Linked DNA regions of Homo sapiens: region 2 is linked to region 1. The links are chromatin loops, found by intact Hi-C in ENCODE. Cell type or tissue: Caco-2. All regions are shown on one strand.

Region 1 (2,500 bases):
AGTTTCTTTGTGAACTATAAATCACTAAATAAGTGTTATATGTGATAATTATCAGGCCTCTTTTTCACATAGGAAATGCCCCACCATATTTTTCAACAACTTCTTTCTTATTTCTTTGGCTCGAGCTCTGAAGATATAATAGCCCTAATGTAATACCTGAGCTTTTTTCCATCAGTAGCTTGACCAGCAGACTTCATTCCAAATAAACTGGGTCATCCCTTTTGGCTCTTGGAACACAACTCTAATTTAGTTATTTGGTTATAACTAACCAAATAACTTATTTCTTTCTTTCCTTCCTTTCTTCCTTTACTTTTTTTTTTTTTTTCTTGAGCCAGGGTCTTATTCTGTCACCCAGGCTGTAGCGCAGTGGCATGATCATGGCTCACTGTAGCCTCAACCTCTTGAGCTCAAGCAATCCCCCAATTTTTTTTTATGTTTTGAAGAGGCTGGGACTTGCTATGTTGCCCAGGCTGGTCTCAGACTCCTGGGCTCAAGCAACCTGTCCACCTCAGCCTCGCAATGTGCTGGGATTATAAACATGAGCCACACTGCCTGATATTGTTTGTTGTTGTTTTTCCAATTTTTTTTCTTTTCTTTTTGTTTTTTGAGACAGAGTTTTGCTCTTGTTGCCCAGGCTGGAGTGCATTGGCACAATCTCGGCTCACCACAACCTCTGCCTCCTGGGTGCAAGCGATTCTCCTGCCTCAGCCTCCCAAGTAGCTGGGATTACAGGCATACACTACCACGCCTGGCTAATTTTGTATTTTTAGTGGAGATGGGGTTTCTCCGTGTTGGTCAGGCTTGTGGGCAAAAGAAAGAGAGATCAGACTGTTACTGTTTCTACATAGAAAGAAGTAGACATAAGAGACTCCATTTTGTTCTGTACTAAGAAAAATTCTTCTGCCTTGAGATGCTGTGCTGGCAGAAACATGTGCTGTGTTGACTCAAGGTTTAATGGATTTAGGGCTATGCAGGATGTGCTTTGTTAAACAAATGCTTGAAGGCAGCATACTTGTTAAAAGTCATCACCACTCCCTAATCTCAAGTACCCAGGGACACAAAACACTGAGGAAGGCTGCAGGAACCTCTGCCTAGGAAAGCCAGGTATTGTCCAAGGTTTCTCCCCAGGTGATAGTCTGAAATATGGCTTCCTGGGAAGGGAAAGATCTGATCGTCCTGCAGCCCGACACCCATAAATGGTCTGTGCTGAGGAGGATTAGTGAAAGAGGAAGGCCTCTTTGCAGTTGAGATAAGAGGAAGGCATCTGTCTCCTGCTCCTCCCTGGGCAATGGAATGTCTCAGTGTAAAACCCGATCGTATATTCCATCTACTGAGATAGGAGAAAACTGCCTTAGGGCTGGAGGTGAGACATGCTGGTGGCAATACTGCTCTTTAATGCACCAAGATGTTTGTGTATGTGCACATCAAAGCACAACACCTTTTTCTTAACCTTGTTTATGATACAGAGACATTTGTTCACATGTTTTCCTGCTGACCCTCTCCCCACTATTACCCTATTGTCCTGCCACATCCCCCTCTCTGAGATGGTAGAGATAATGATCAATAAATACTGAGGGAACTCAGAAACTGGTGCCAGCGTGAGTCCTCCCTTTGCTGAGCGCTGGTCCCCTGGGCCCACTTTTCTTTCTCTATACTTTGTCTCTATGTCTCTTTCTTTTCTCAGTCTCTCATCCCACCCAAGGAGAAACACCCACAGGTGTGGAGGGGCAGGCCACCCCTTCAAGGCTGGTCTCAAACTCCCGACCTCAGGTGATCTGCCCACCTCAGCCTCACAAAGTGCTAGGATTACAGGCATGAGCCACCATTCCTGGCCCATTTTTCTAATTTCTACTTTGCATTATTGCTGGTCTTTTTCCCTCCGTTTGGACTAGAGTCTATTTTCAGAGCTCTTCTTCGTTTATCTAAACTGCTTCATGCCCAATTCAATTTCTACCTCCTTAATGAAATTTTTGCATTCTGTACCTTCTGTTAACTAGCCCCTAATAGTGCATAACAGCACACCCAGTCTTTATCATACAGATTAAGTTATGTACCATTCTACTATTGTTTCTTATGTGTACAGCTCCCAAAAGGGGCCAACTGAGTCTGCACCTCCTTTTGTGTTTTCCACAGGGCCTAGCATAGACCTTTCTTACTGTGGGTGCCTTTATTTATATGAGAGTGAGTCAAAGAAATAGTATCTTGAGCTATCTTTGGTCACTCCATCCAGCAGCCTGCATTGGTCAAGTTCAAAGATCCCATTGACAAACACAAGAGTTCTGATAAAACATGATGAGCAGGGGGACCCCACCCTCCCTCTCCCTTGGGAGGGGCATGCAGGCCCAACCCCCAAGTGTTACAGACCCCCGTTGTTATTTTTAAATTTAGAAAATAAAAAACCATGATGAGTTACGCATTGCTTTTTGAATGTCAATGCTAGCTTTAAAATTGAGCTTCTTAATATATTCTCAAAAAAGGCCCTAACACATGAAAATCAAAT
Region 2 (2,500 bases), 87 kb after region 1:
ATAAGCCCAGCATTTTGGTCAAGGTGGGCGGTTCACTTGAGGTCAGGAGCTTGACACCAGCCTGGCTAACATGGGGAAACCCCATCTCTACTAAAAATACAAAAATTGGCTGGGTGTGGTGGCACGCACCTGTAATCCCAACTACTTGGGAGGCTGAGGCAGGAGAATCGCTTAAACCTGGGAGCAGGAGGTTGCAGTGAGCCGAGATCACGTCACTGCACTCCAGCTTGGGCGACAAAACGAGACTCTGTCTCAAAAAACAAACAAACAAAACACTGACTACAGGTAAGACATTAAGCTGATGTGTGTTTTTCCTTTGCTAAAATATCAAGAATAAATACATCTCTATGCATTACATACCGCAATAACTAGATACATTTTCCTCAGAGGAGAATCACACATATTTAATAAAGATGGGAAGAATGGACTGAAAAGATAAAAGAGTAGAAATCTGACCTGTCTTGACAGAACAGGTCATACTTTGAGCCTCCACCTCAAGATTATAATTGTAGGTGGCTTGTAATTTAAATGATGACCATTAAGGTCTGAATGACAACTCTTGCAATTTCAGCTACTGATAACCTCAAACTTAGAAAATAATCTTTATGCAATTTTCCAACGCTGTCTTATTTGTGGAACGTGAAAGTGTTCTCCAAGGGAGTTTACTTAGCGTCTCTTAGTTCACCTTCCTTATCTAGAAAATGAGAAAGAAGTCATCTTCTGGGTATCTTGAGGATTACAGGAAATCATGCATGTAAAGTGAATATGAGGAAAATATCAGCATTAGAGATAGCCCAAGGTCATCAGCCCATTGAAACAAAATCCAAGTTTTATTAAGTATCCTGTTTCATTCAAATATAGTAAGTATACCTGTTCTAAAATCCGTCAGAGGAGGAAGCGCCTCTACCTTCTTATTAACCCTCTGCAGTGCTTCATCAAGGCTCTCGGATTCTGATTCCCCGCTGACTCCACTATCATCTGTGTCACTATGCTGGTTAGACTGGTTAGAAGTTTCTATAGAATCAAGGCAAATATACACCTAAGTGGGGAGAATGAAAGGAAAACTTTCAGATTCTGGAATGTCAAGAATTCACGTATGTGGACAAAATTACTGTAGCAGACAGCCTCCAGCGATGCTCCCAGAGACCCCTACACCTCCTGATATTCACCTCCTATTCCTTCCCACATCCTACCACACTTATCTTGTGATCAAGAGAACATGATTAGGCTGGGCATGGAGGCTCATGCCTATAATCCCAGCACTTTGGAAGGCTGAGGTGGGAGGATCGCTTGAGTTCATGAGTTCAAGACCAGCCTGAGCAACACAGTTAGACCTCATCTCTACTAAAAATCAAAAAAATTAGGCCGGGCGCGGTGGCTCACACCTGTAATCCCAGCACTTTTGGAGGCCGCGGCAGGGTGACTCACAAGGTCAGGAGATCGAGACCATCCTGGCTAACACGGTGAAACCTCGTCTCTAGTAAAAATACAAAAACAAAAATTAGCCGCGTGTGGTGGCAGCCGCCTGTAGTCCCAGCTACTCTGGAGGCTGAGGTGGGAGAATGGTGTGAACCCGGGAAGTGGAGCTTGCAGTGAGCTGAGATTGCACCACTGCACTCCAGCCTGGGCGACAGAGCGAGACTCCGTCTCAAAAAAAAAAAAAAAAAAAAAAAAATTAGCTGGGCATGGTAGTACATGCCTGTGGGCCCAGCTGCTCGGGAGCCTGAGGCAGGAGGAATGGTTGAGCCTGGGAAGTTAAGGCTTCAGTGAGCTATGTTTATGTCACTGCACTCTCCAGCCTGGATGACAAAACGTGACCCCTATCTCAAAAAACAAACAAACAAAAAACCACAACTGCAGTGACAGTGTGTGACTCCTGAGACTGGCTTACAAGGACATGTAGCTTCTGTCTTGGTAGAACTCTGCCAGGGATTTCATGCGCCAGGAAGCCATAGCCATGCTGCAAGCAGACAACTGGAGAGGCCACGGGCAGGAAACACAGCCTTCCAGGTGGTGCCATGTGAGTGAGTCTTTTCGAAAGTGGTTTCTGCAGCCCCTGCCAACATCATGATTGCAACCTCCTGAGAGCCTGAGCTAGAGTGCTTAACTCAGCAGCTCCCAGATTCCTGACCCTCATGTGTGTTTGTATTAAGCTGCTAAGTTTAGGGGTAAATTGTGATACAGCAATAAATAAGCAAAATTACCAAAACCAGCAATAGTTGTTTAGCAACTATATAGAGCATAACATGCTACTTACTCTGCTCTCTGATGAAATTAGAAAGCAAATCCTTCCCCTGCCTGTGAGAGAATGGCTTACTGTGTAAAAGGCTGAAGGAGCTGCTGAAGCTACTTATTTCTTCCTCTCTTTGTTAGCCAAGGACATGTAATTGAACTTTTAGTGCCTTTATTCACACATTCAATCAATATTCACCGGGTGCCTAGTATTTAACAGGCACTATTCTAGGTTCTGGGGATACCTCAATGAACAACATGGAGCTAT

The links. Hi-C counts contacts between places; a loop is a spot of excess contacts. Peaks named below come from ENCODE experiments on the same cell type or tissue, not always from the same donor. Only the 100,000 strongest peaks of a DNase experiment are listed, where the experiment ranks them.
Region 2: a loop joins it to region 1, with 14 times the contacts of the local background. A loop is called at or near these places in 11 of 110 quality-filtered maps.

Annotation. Positions count from the first base shown.
Region 1 is chr13:24,955,789-24,958,288 of GRCh38, reverse strand. It overlaps the pseudogene TPTE2P1. Among named protein-coding and RNA genes, the nearest start is that of CPAP, 34 kb to the right of the region's middle. RefSeq lists an enhancer at 653-1,232. In Caco-2, no CTCF peak of the experiment used is centred here; a DNase peak (open chromatin) is centred at 1,198.
Region 2 is chr13:24,869,110-24,871,609 of GRCh38, reverse strand. RNF17 (ring finger protein 17) reads right to left here. Exons shown (of 36, transcript NM_031277.3): 32 at 871-1,039. Among named protein-coding and RNA genes, the nearest start is that of CPAP, 53 kb to the left of the region's middle. In Caco-2, no CTCF peak of the experiment used is centred here; a DNase peak (open chromatin) is centred at 1,039.